Linked DNA regions of Homo sapiens: region 2 is linked to region 1. A link is an interaction called in ENCODE POLR2A ChIA-PET data of the cell type or tissue named here. Cell type or tissue: GM12878. All regions are shown on one strand. Each heading gives the region's core, and the rest is flanking DNA. Links, peaks and the distances in the headings are about the cores only.

What was found. ChIA-PET counts read pairs that join two places held together with the same protein. Peaks named below come from ENCODE experiments on the same cell type or tissue, not always from the same donor. Only the 100,000 strongest peaks of a DNase experiment are listed, where the experiment ranks them.
Region 2: POLR2A ChIA-PET joins it to region 1 with 6 read pairs; 15 of 35 experiments call an interaction of 5 or more read pairs at or near these places.

The regions. Positions count from the first base shown.
Region 1 is chr9:6,416,195-6,421,194 of GRCh38, reverse strand. UHRF2 (ubiquitin like with PHD and ring finger domains 2) reads right to left here. Exons shown (of 16, transcript NM_152896.3): 2 at 53-283. Among named protein-coding and RNA genes, the nearest start is that of UHRF2, 5.5 kb to the right of the region's middle. In GM12878, for the core only: no CTCF peak of the experiment used is centred there; DNase peaks (open chromatin) are centred at 2,225, 3,366, 3,514 and 3,758; H3K4me3 peaks cover 2,853 bases; H3K27ac peaks cover 2,036 bases.
Region 2 is chr9:6,686,008-6,693,759 of GRCh38, reverse strand. No RefSeq gene overlaps it. Among named protein-coding and RNA genes, the nearest start is that of LINC02851, 14 kb to the left of the region's middle. RefSeq lists an enhancer at 1,690-2,300. In GM12878, for the core only: no CTCF peak of the experiment used is centred there; a DNase peak (open chromatin) is centred at 3,692; H3K4me3 peaks cover 878 bases; H3K27ac peaks cover 2,397 bases.

The DNA of each region.
Region 1 (5,000 bases), core at 1-5,000:
AAATAAATTTATTTGTATTCTCACAACAGTAAGTCTGAAGAAAACAACATACCTTATATATTCCAAAGCCAGGATCAATAAGACGGGCACGAGCTGATGTAGATGGCTGATTGGAAGGTCCTACCCTCGGAGCTTTCTTTACTTTAGGTGGACTATTAGAACAGGGTTTAGCCTCAATCTGTGTAGATGTGCCAGGAAGATGATCAGGGTCTGGGCGAACTAGCAGCTGAATTATATCATTCAGTCCAACATCATAATCAAATAAGGTATATCCATTTTCCAACTAGAAAATAAAGAAAGAATAGTGAAATGCTTCTCTAAAATGTATCTTACTACATTTTTAGTTGCTCAAATGTCCTAGCCAAACTTAAAATCCATAGCACTACAGTTTAGAGATTTTAAAACCATTCTTAATACTTAATGGCCTCTGATGTCAGTGTCTTCTCTGGACCCCAATACATTCTCTCTCTCTCTTTTTTTTTTTTTTTGAGACGGTGTCTCACTCTGTCGCCCAGGCTGGAGGGCAGTGGCACGATCTTGGCTCACTGCAAGCGCCTCCTCCCGGGTTCACACCATTCTCCTGCCTCAGCCTCCCTGAAGTAGCTGGGACTACAGGTGCCCGTCATCATGCCCGGCTAATTTTTTTTTGTATTTTTAGTAGAGACGGGGTTTCACCGTGTTTGCCAGGATGGTCTTGATCTCCTGACCTCGTGATCCACCCACCTCGACCTCCCAAAGTGCTGGGATTACAGCGTGAGCACCGCACCCGGCCATAAATTCTTAATAATTACTCCATATTCACTACAGAGAACACTGCTAGCCATTAAAACAAAAAAAATGGGCCGGGCGCGGTGGCTCACGCCTGTAATCTCAGTACTTTGGGAGGCCGAAAAGAGCAGATGACGAGGTCAGGAGTTTGAGACCAGGCTGACCAACATGGTGAAACCCCGTCTCTACTAGAAATACAAAGTATTAGCTGGGCGTGGTGGTACGCACCTGTAATCCCACTACTCAGGAGGCAGAGGCAAGAGAATCTCTTGAACTCCAGAGGTGGAGGTTGCAGTGAGCTGAAATTGCGCCACTGCACTCCAACCTGGGCAACAGAGGGAGACTGTCAAAAAAGAAAAAAAAAAAGGTGGCGGGGGAGGCTGGGCTCCGGGCCTCACATCTGTAATCCCAACATTTTGGGAAGTCAAGGTGGGAGGATCACTTGAGCCCAGGAGCTCCAGACCAGTATGGGTAACCCCATCTCTACAAAAAATAAAAATAAATAAATAAATAAAAAAACGTAGCCGGGTGTGATTGTACATGCCTGTGGTCCCAGCTACTCAGGAGGCTGAGGTGGGAGATCACTTTAGCCCAGGAGGTCATGGCTACAGTAAGCCATGATCATGCTATTGCACTCAAGTCTGGGCAACAGAGTGAGACCCTGTCTCAAAATAAACAAATAAATAAATAAATCCCAAAATGTTTCATTGTGGCTGTGACCTTATGACCTACACAGAAAAACTCTAAACTAGATTTAATTTCTCAAGTTTTATGTTTAATCAGTGCTTGAATCAACTTCAAGAAATGTGAATTTTCAAAGTTGTTTTATGACCTTATTTTTCATAAAGACATTAAGTCATCAGCTCAGTGTTTCACTTTTTTAAAAAACACATTAAGTCAAATATGTTATCTTTCTAAAGCATTATCAGTAGGTTTTTATTTTTTAAGTCAAGCAGAAAAAAAAACAAGAAGGGATAATTCTAATTCTTGCTCATGTTACTCCACTTGCCTGAAGTTCTCTAATTCTATCGATCTGCAATTATCAAGTTTTATCAAGAAGTCTTCCAGGAAGAATAGTGAATAAATTATTTGCAACCCACCCATATTTTGGTAAGGGTTATGGGTTGAAATCCTAATCCATGGTACTTGAGAATGTGACCTTATTTGGAAACAGTCTTTTAAAGAGGTAATCAGAAAATAAATTTAACAAAAGAAATGTAAAACCTACTGTTACGAGCTAAGTTGCGTCCCTGCCAAAATTTTTTTGTTAAAGTCCTAACCCCCAGTACCTCAGAATGTGACTTCATTTTGAGATAGGGTCTTTAGAGAGGTAATTAAGTTAAAACAAAGTCATTAGGGCCCTAATCCAATATGGCTAGTGTCCTCATAATAAGGGGACATTTGGAAAGATGCAGCCGGAAGACAATGTGAAGACACAGGAAAAAGGCAGCCATGTGACTGGAGTGATGTACCTAATATAAGCCAAGAAAGAAAATTTCCGGCAAAGTGTAAAGGGTTCTCCCCCTAGAGCTATCAGAGGACGGCCCTGCTGACACCTTGCTAGACCTCTAGAACTGTGAGACAGTAAATTTCTATTGTTTTAAGCCACCCAGGTTTTGGTACATTAGTACAACAGCCCTAGGAAATTAAGTCTCCATTTTGTTTCTTTATAAAGTTCAGTTGGCAATTTCACTATGATACAGTGAAACAAGAAAACTAAACTCCTTTCAGGCCACAACTATCACTTTCCCAGAAACATAATCAATTTTTAAATTGCTCATTTTCTACTCTTCATATGTATTACTTTTCAACATTCACAACTCTAACACAGTAACATCATATTTGAGAAGTCAACCAAATGGAAATAAAAGTATGTCCTGAATTTAAAACTTTTAATCTACTAGATCAGTAATTTGAACTCAGGTGGTCCAAGAACCCAACAAGCACAATCTCAAACACTACAGGTATTCACATTTGTCAAGTAGAACAAGGGATCAAGAATTTCACAAGTTTCCCAGTCAGGGAATTAAATTATGTACTACCTCACAAGTTACCATGCTTACTCTAAATAAGCCAAAGTAGTATTCCAAGTCAGTAAGCAAGTAAGCCCTGATAAGGATAGGGATGGGAATATTGCTTCCTTGATTTAAAAAAAAAAAAAAAAAAAGGAACATCCTCTAGTCTTGAACTCCCGTGGAGGGAAAAAAACCCCAAAAAACTCAAGGAGCAAACACTGCATTCACACCATCATTTTGACATTCTCCAACACCCCCACAAAAAAACCCAAAACAAAATACCTTACTAATTCTGGAGGAGCTGAAAAAGCGTAACATACAACTGACAAACATTATGACTATTTTTAAATGAAAGTGCTTAAAGATAATTAAAAAAAACTAACAGTATAAAACATGCAAATTAACTAGTAGCATATTTCCAAAAATGAAGATAGCAGTTAAAGTGATAAAACTGCTGGAAATTGAAAGAACATTTTTCCACTTAGGTTTGAGGGACCAGAGTCAGAGTGACGTTGAGGGTATTTCTACAGTCAGCTCCTGGTTAGTTTCTACTAAATGACGGTCAGGAGTAAATACAAACTGTTTCAACTGGTGCTTTTTAAAATTTGATTTGACAGGAAAAAATGTCGTAAGAGCACCATGTCTAAGCATATCACGGCATGAGACCCTATAAGTTACATCCACAGTAACATATAACCACCTTTCCTCATGCTTGCTATGACAGGCTTTTTAAACCCAGATTATCCACTCCTTCGCTAATTCATAGGTACTCCTCCAGTCTTCCTACAATAGTGACCATTTATCTACCGCAATAACAAGTTCCACACAACTTTATTCCACAAAGCTTCACATATTATGAAGAGCTGTGAAGTGTTGAGATGATTTACTTGAAAAGTACCGAAGTTCTTCCACATTTAATGAAAGTGAAGATTGAAAGTTATCTCTGACACTCAAATTAAGCTCTAAGTAGGGAAAAAAGGAAGCGGTCATTTAGAAATCACAAACATCTGTGAGTCAGAAGCATGTAACTTAGGTCCATCAATGTCTCAAAAGCAAATGTTTGAGAACTGCCATACTCGAAGATGGAGATGCAGTATTTACAATACTTAAGAAGCAAAAATGGTTAGGATTTTTTGTCAGACCACTCTTGAAATTTTACTGAGTTGAAAGAAGAAACTCCAGGTAACAAGAGGAACTGCAACAATGATGCAAGGGAATACTAGAAAGCAAATGCCAAGTGGAAGTGGCTGAGAGGGCAGTGGGAAGTCATTCCCAAGCAACTACTGACTAGGGATGCCAGTGAAGGGCAAAACAACTTTCACGTATCCATCACATATTATATATGTGTGTATTATATATGTTATATACATCATATATAATATATACATAGATATTCCTTTAAATAGGCAAGTACTTTTATATTCTGTGTGAAAACCAAGTGGGAGAGGCAACTTTTTTCTTCAACTATAGTTCATGCCCCACATTGTTATCTATTTTAAGACCACCTCTATAGTGGTAAGGAGTGAAAGAATGACGAGAGAGAATCCTTTAAAATAGGAAAAGCTCTGGATTCTCAAAAGATTTAGGCCGGGCGCGGTGGCTCACGCCTGTAATCCCAGCACTTTGGGAGGCCGAGGCGGGCGGATCACGAGGTCAGGAGATCGAGACCACGGTGAAACCCCGTCTCTACTAAAAATACAAAAAATCAGCCGGGCGCAGTGGCGGGCGCCTGTAGTCCCAGCTACTCGGGAGGCTGAGGCAGAATGGCGTGAACCCGGAAGGCGGAGCTTGCAGTGAGCGGAGATCGCGCCACAGCACTCCCGCCTGGGCGACAGAACGAGACTCCGTCTCAAAAAAAAAAAAAAAAAAAAAAAAAGATTTAGAGATCCACCAACATAATCTCTTCCTTAAAAAGACCCAATCCCCCGCGTGCCTCAAACTCAACTTCCCAGATAAGAATGTTCACAGCATGTTATCCTACTCTAACCAAAACTTATAGCCCTGAATTGCAGGTCTCCATTTTGACCCTCAAATGTGGAGTCAAGGCTGGGCACGGTAGCTTACGCCTGTAATCCCAGCACTTTGGGAAGCCGAGGTGGGCGCATCACCTGAGGTCCTGTCCTAGATAGAGACCATCGTGTCCAAAATGGTGAAACCTCGTCTCTACTAAAATACAAAAAATTTGCCGGGAGTGGTGGCGCACGCCTGTAGTCCCAG
Region 2 (7,752 bases), core at 1,088-6,087, 270 kb before region 1:
CAACCTCAGGTGATCCACCCGCCTCAGCCTCCCAAAGTGCTGGGATTACAGGCGTGTGCCACTGTGCCCAGCCGACAATGCAAATTGATAGCTTAGCTTTACAGGTGCGGTCACCCCAGCCCACCAGACAAAAATGTGTACCTGATTGTTCCCCTACCCCATTTTGTCCGTATTATCTTAGGTAAAATGCAGATTCCCCATATTTTTTCCCTGCCTCTTTTGTTTATGTAAAAACTGTGTGCTTCTCAATATCCTGCCCTTTCCCCTTTAAATTTGGAACCCTCAAAATCATCTTCGGAGAAAGCATAGACCTGTCTCCTGTGCGCTTTCTTAACTTTGACAAATACATCTCCTAAAATGATTGAGACTTGTCTCATCATTTTTCTCGACTGACATCTGGTAATCAGGAAGGGATCCTAGATGAAAGTGGCCCAGCCTGCAGCAGTTCGCCTCTTGGTGCTTGGTGTTGGCTTGGACACCTTACAGCCCAAACCGACAAGACAATTTGCCAAAGTCCAGGACCTCTTTCCTCCGAGAATCTCTGATCTTCCAGCATTTTTCAGCTGGGGGTCTGAGGTTTATTTGCTGTTTTTTTTAAAAAAAACAAAACTCCCTTTTTGTGGGAGTTTTTCCATTCGCTTCCACCAAGGAAGGCGAATTCATCTGCTTCTGCATCAGTGGAGAGCGATCTCCGGCTTGGCCCCGTCACTAGGTAAGAAACTGGTTTGGGATTCTGTCTTGCAAATTCTTTTAAATGACTAAAATTAGCATGAACAACCAGCTGGTGTTAACTTCTGCTTACACTTAGGGCGCTCAGAAATAGTTGTGCTTAACTGTTTTGTTTCTGTCTTGGTCAAATCAGAAGGGGAACCCTAAATTACTGGGAACAAGGCCTCTGAAGTGGGAGGAAAACAGCCAACAAGAGGGAAAATATAAGAGAAAAGAAAAGATTTTAAATTTTAACTACTAAAGGGGCTCTATTTACATAACAAGGCCACCTTTTTGCCAGCCAGACCAAACTGAAAGAGCAATGCCTGTATTTCTGAAATAACAGCATTTTGTCTTAGCTGAAATATGGTAATAAGATTTTAAAAAGGCTGGGCACAGTGGCTCACACCTGTAATCCCAGCAGGTGGGGAGGCTGAGGCAAGTGGATCACGAGGTCTGGAGTTCAAGACCAGCCTAACATGGTGAAACCCTGTCACTACGAAAAATAAAAAAATTAGCCGGGCGTGGTGGTGCGTGCCTGTAATCCCAGCTACTCAGGAGGCTGAGGCAGGAGAATTACTTGAACACGGAAGGCAGAGGTTGCAGTAAGCCAAGATCACACCATTGCACTCCAGCCTGGGCGACAGAGAGAGACTCCGTCTCAAAAAAAAAAAGATAAAAAAATTTTTTTAAAAATGAGCTTAATGGTTAAAAGTCAGCTTAATTAAAAAGTTAACATCCAAGATGTGTGTGTGTATGTGTGCATGTGTGCATGTTCGTATTTGAAAGGCCTTTGTGTTTTTGTTTTTTGTTTGTTTTTCTCTCCTGAGACCTTGTCTTTTTTTTGCTTCTCAGTTGACTGAGTTCTGTTTTCACCTGATTTTTTGACTAAAACAGTTATTGTAACAGAAGCTCCTCTTAATTTTTTTTGTTTTTTGTTTTTTTTGAGATGGAGTTTCACTCTTGTCACCCAGGCTGGAGTACGATGGCATGATCTCGGCTCACTGCAACCTCCGCCTCCCAGGTTTAATCGATTCTCCTGCCTCAGCCTCCTGAATAGCTGGGATTACAGGCACCCACCACCATGCCCTGCTAATTTTTGTACTTTTAGTAGAGACGGGATTTCACCATGTTGACCAGGCTGGTCTCGAACTTCTGACCCAAGGTGATCCACCCACCTCGGCCTCCCAAAGTTATGGGATTACAGGCCTGAACCACCACGCTCAGCCTACTCTTGGATTTCTAAGGAACAATGAGACAGAGTCTCACCATGTTGGCCAGGCTGGTCTCGAACTCCTGACCTCATGTGATTGACCCACTCAGCCTCTCAAAGTGCTGGGATTACAGCATGGGCCATCACGCCTGGCCTAAAGTTAAATGATTTTATCTGGAAAAATCTTTCATAAATCTTTGTATTTTGCTATGGAAGCAGAGAGTTGTCACTTGAGTGAATAAATTATTTAGTTACAAAGGCCTAAAAACCAGGATGGTTGGGGTGGGTCATGCCCATAATCCCAGGATTTTGGGAGGCCCAGGTGGGAGGATCGCTTGAGGCCAGGAGTTCAAGACCAGCCTGGGCAACATAGCAAGACTCTGTCTCTGTAAAATCTTTTTAAAAATTGGCCAGACATGGTGACTACCGCCTGTAATCCCAGCAATTTGGGAGGCCGAGGCAGATGGATTACCTGAGGTCAAGAGTTCGAGACCAGCCTGGCTAACATGGTGAAACCCCGTTTCTACTAAAAATACAAAAATTAGCTGGGTGTGGTGGTGCACGCCTGTAGTCCCAGCTACTCAGGAGGCTGAGGCAGGAGAATTGCTTGAACCCAGGAGGCGGAGGTTGCAGTGAGCCAGATCGCACCACTGCATTCCAGCCTGGGTGACAAAGCAAGACTCTGTTTCAAAAATAAATAAATAAAAATAAAAAATAAATAAAAATAGCTAGGCATCGTGGCATGCTTGTAGTCCCAGCCACTCAAGAGGCTGAGGCAGGATTCCCTGAGCCCAACAGCTCAAGGCTGCAGTGAACTATGATTGTGTCACTGCACTCCAGTCTGGGAGACAGAGTGAAATCCTGTCTCTAACAAAAAAAAGAAAGGCCTGAAAACCATTTTTTTTTATTTTGAGACAGATTCTCATTCTGTCACCTAGACCGGTGTGCACTGGTGCGATTTCGGCTCACTGAAACCTCCATCTCCCGGGTTCAAGTGATTCTCATTCCTCAGCCTCCTGAGTAGCTGCAATTACAAATGTGTGTCACCACACCCAGCTAATTTTTGTATTTTTAGTAGAGACGCGGTTTCACCATGTTGCCCAGGCTGGTCTTGAACTCCTGACCTCAAGTGATTCACCTGCTTTGGCGTCCCAAAGTGCTAGGATTACAGGCATGAGACACTGTGCCCAGCCAATAATTAAAAATTTAAAAAAGAACACACACACACACACACAATAAAAAGAGCCTGGAATGTTACAAGTGTATTATAGTTTATTGAAGTAAAAATTACATTTATGACATCATGAACAATTGTCTTATGACACAGTGACAAGGCTTGAAATTTAAAAAAGGAAAAAAGGGAACAATTGTCTGTTTGCCAGTCAACTAAAATACATACTGCTGGCCGGGCATGGTGGCCCATGCCTGTAAGCCCAGCACTGTCAAACCAATGATCTCTTTTTTTGATAAATGATTTATTAATGAATCACATTCTCTAAAATATTCCAAATCAGAAAATGTTGGGTTAAATACTTGTCAAGTTTCACAAGGTGATTAAATATACAATTGTGGGGTCCCACTCAGAACACTGGAGTTAGTATAAAGATTATTTTAAGCTGAAGACATTTGAGATGGAACAGATGCAGAAAGAAGCTTCCTTGGGACTTCCCTTATTTGATTAAAAGTAGAAACTTCTGAGAAATGAGGACGGACATAAATTTCCTGTTTGGGGTGGCTTCTACTCCCAGGGGAGAGACCCAGAATAAACCTACCATAAATCCCCTCTCTGGCAGTTTTATGAACCTGAAAAAGACCACTCACACCTATATAAGAAAGTTTGGTTTGTGATAATGTTTGCATGTCTCCCATTTGTTCTTCTAAAAACACATTTGTCTTTTTTAGAGAAACCTATTTGTCCTTCCTATAGAAGTCCTTTTTGGCTAGGCGCGTTGGCTCAAGCATGTAATCCCAGCACTTTGGAAGGCTGAGGCAGGCAGATCACCTGAGGTCAGGAGTTCAAGACCAGCCTGGCCAATGTGGTGAAACCCTGTCTCTACTAAAAATACAAAAATTAACTGGGCATGGTGGCAGGCACCTGTAATCCCAAGCTTCTTGGGAGACTGAAACAGGAGAATCGCTTGAACCTGGGAGGCAGAGGTTGCGGTGAGCTGAGACTGCGCCACTGCACTCCAGCCTGAGCAACATAGTGAGACCCTGTCTCAAAAAAAAGAAAAAAGTCCAGGCCGGGCACGGTGGTTCATGCCTGTAATCCCAGCACTTTGGGAGGCTGAGGCGGGAGGATCACGAGGGCAAGAGATTGAGACCATCCTGGCCAACATGGTTAAACCCTGTCTCTACTAAAAATACAAAAATTAGCTGACCGTGGTGGTGTGCACCTGTAATCCCAGCTACTCAGGAGGCTGAGGCAGGAGAATTGCTTGAACCTGGGAGGCAGAGGTTGCAGTGAGACAAGATGGCACCACTGTACTCCATCCTGGTGACAGAGTGAGGCTCCGTATCAAAAACAAAAAAAAATTAGCAGGGTGTGGTGGTTCACGCCTGTAGTCCCAGCTACTTGGGGGGCTGAGGTGAGAGGATCACTTGAGCCTGGTCAAGGTTGAGGTTGCAGTGAGCTGTGTTTGTACCACTGCACTCCAACCTGGACAACAAAGTGAGACCCTGTCTCCAAAAACAAAAATGTAGGTAAATACCATCATTTGTGACAAGATGGATGAATCTGGAAAACATTATGCTAAGTGAAATAAGCCAGGTATAGAAAGACAAATACTACATGATCTCACTTATATGTGGAATCCAAACATGTCAAATTCATAGCAGCAGATAGTAGAATGATGGCTACCAGAGGCTGGGGAGAGTGGAGACGAGGAGAATGGGGAATTGTTAATCAAAGGGTGCAAAATTTCAGATAGAAGGCTTTGAGATTTACTGCACAATAGAGTGACTATAATCAATAATGATGTAGTTTTATCTAGCCATCTAAAATGGAGAGATGAATCGTTCTGCCTATACAAACAAGTCAGTTATTAGAGGGTGGTTGAGGTATGCTACTCAGAAGATTTCAGGGTGTCTTCCAGCTGAAATCTCAATGTTCTCAGTATGAAAAACCTGAAATCAGATGCCTATGTAAGGGAAGTGCTATTCACCCAGTAAACCCAAAAAAGCAAATGGAGAATGCTGGCTATTTTGCCTTTCTGACATTTGTTTGGGAATCTGCAGGAACCTCTCCTTTCCCCTCCCCCAATAAGACCATTTAAGTGTGTGTTAAACAACTACAGCATACTAAATAAAAAGTTTGGCCAAAACCAACAACAACAACAAAATAATAATAACGATGTAGTTTCTCTTTTTTTTTTTTTTCTGAGATGGAGTCTCACTCTGTCACCCAGGCTGGAGTGCAGTGGCGTGATCTCGGCTCACTGCAACCTCCCGCCTCCCAGCTTCAAGCGATTCTCCTGCCTCGGCCCCCCCAAGTAGCTGGGATTACAGGCGCCCGCCACCACGCCCGGCTAATTTTTGTATTTTTAGTAGAGAAGGGGTTTCACTATGTTGGCCAGGCTGGTCTAGAACTCCTGACCTCAGATGATCCACCCGCCTTGGCCTCCCAAAGCGCGGGATTGTAGGCATAAGCCATCATGCCCAGCCATAGTTTCTCTTTCAAAATAACTAGAAGAGTAAATTTCAAATATCTCACTATTAAAAATGATGGATCAGCCAGGTGCAGTTGCTCACGCCTGTAGTCCCAGCACTTTAGGAGACTGAGATGGGTGGATAGCTTGAGCCCAGGAGTTCCAGACCAGACTGGGCAACATGGTGAAACTCCATCCCTACAAAAAAAATTAAAAATTAGCCAGGCATGGCGGCACACACCTGTAGTCCCAGCTATGCGGGAGGCTGAGTTGGGAGGATCACTTGAGCCCTGGCAGTTGAGGCTGCACTGAGCTGAGATCACACCACTGCACTCCAGCCTGGGTGACAGAACAAGACCCTGTTTAAAAAAAAAAAAAAAAAAAAGATAAAAAATAATTTTAAAAAGAGAGAGGGGTCCCACTCTGTTGCCCAGGCTGGTCTCAAGTGGTCCTCCTGCCCTAGCCTCCCAAAGTACTAGGATTACAGGCGTGAGCCACCATGCTGGGCTGTGAGACTCCTGTTTTTACAGAAAATTAAAAATTAGCCAGCATGGTGGCATGTACCTGTAGTCCCAGCTATTTGGGAGGTTGAGGTGGGAGGATTGCCCGGGCCCAGGAGGTCAAGGCTGCGGGGAGCTGAGATTGCACAAGTGCACTCCACCCTGGGCAACAAAGCAAGACCCTTCCCAAAACATAAAATAAAAATAAAAATGAAAAATCAACTGGAGTCAGGCAAGGTGGCACATGCTTGTAATCCCAGCACTTTAGGTGGCTGAGGCAGGACGATCCTTTGAGTTTGGGAATTTGAGACCAGCCTGGGCAGCACAGTGAGACCCTGTCTCTACAAAAATAAATTTTAAAAGCTGGCCACGATGGTGCAGGCCTATGGTATCAGCTACTAGGGAGGCTGAGGCGGGAGGACTGCTTGAGCCCAGGAGATCTAGACTGTGGTGAGCCATGCTTGTGCCACTGCAAAGTCAGACCTGGGCAACAAAGTGAGATTCTATCTCAAATAAATAAAATAATTGCTGGCCAGGTGCAGTGGCTCACGCCTGTAATCCCAGCACTTTGGGAGGCCGAGGCAGGTGAATCACCTGAGGTCAGGAGTTCGAGACCAGCCTGGCCAACATGGTGAAACCCCATCTCTACTAAAAATACAAACTTAGCCAGGCCTGGTGGCGCATGCCTGTAATCCCAGCTACCTGGGAGGCTGAGGCAGGAGAATCGCTTGAACCCGAGAGGCGGAGGTTGCAGTCAGCCAAGATCCTGCCACTGCACTCCAGCTTGGGCAATAGAGTGACACTCCGTCTCAAAAATAATAATAATAAGTAAAATAAAATAATAATAATTGCTATTATGTCTGTTGATCCAAAGTCCTGTTTTGGCAGTATTATATGTATTGTGATTAAAACAAAGTGAAAACCATAATTATTTTCTAAGTTGTGTTTCTTTGGGTAGTCAAATGGTCTTGAAATCTGGTGCGTAACAATAAAATCAATAAAAACAGTTCTTGGGATAGAAAATCTCAGGGTTAGTATGTCAGGACATATTTTCAGAAATGAACACTAGATGTCAGCTTTTAGGCAAGCTTTTCTGAGTCACTGACCCATTTTTACCTCCCGACAAAACCCAAGCCAAGTCTTTTCTGAATGTAGAAACTTTCCTCCTCAGGGAACTCCACTTCCGCAGGGCTCTCCCACTGACACCCCTGATAGGGTAACATTTGAGCTATTAAAATTAGCAGGAACTAAACTAGAAAGTGAAGCACCTATGGAGGTTTCTGGGGAGACATTAAATAAAAAACAGAGAAACAAACAAAAAATATAACCTGCAATTCTCTCCCTCTATTGTACTTTACTATCATTTAAAAGAATAAACACAGGCTGGGTGCATTGGCTCATCCTTGTAATCCCAGCAATTTGGGAGGCTGAGGCTAGAGGATCACTTGAAGCCAGGAATTCAAGACCAGGCTGGGCAACATGGCGAGACTCCATCTCTACAAAACGTAGAAGAATTAGGCAGGTGTGGTGTTGTGTGCCTGTAATCCCAGCTACTCGGGAGGCTAAAGCAAGAGAATTGCTTGATCCCAGGAGGCAGAGGTTGCAGTGAGCCAAGATCATGCCACTGCACTCCAGGCTGGGTGACAGAGCAAGAACCTGTCTCAAAATAATAATAATAATAATA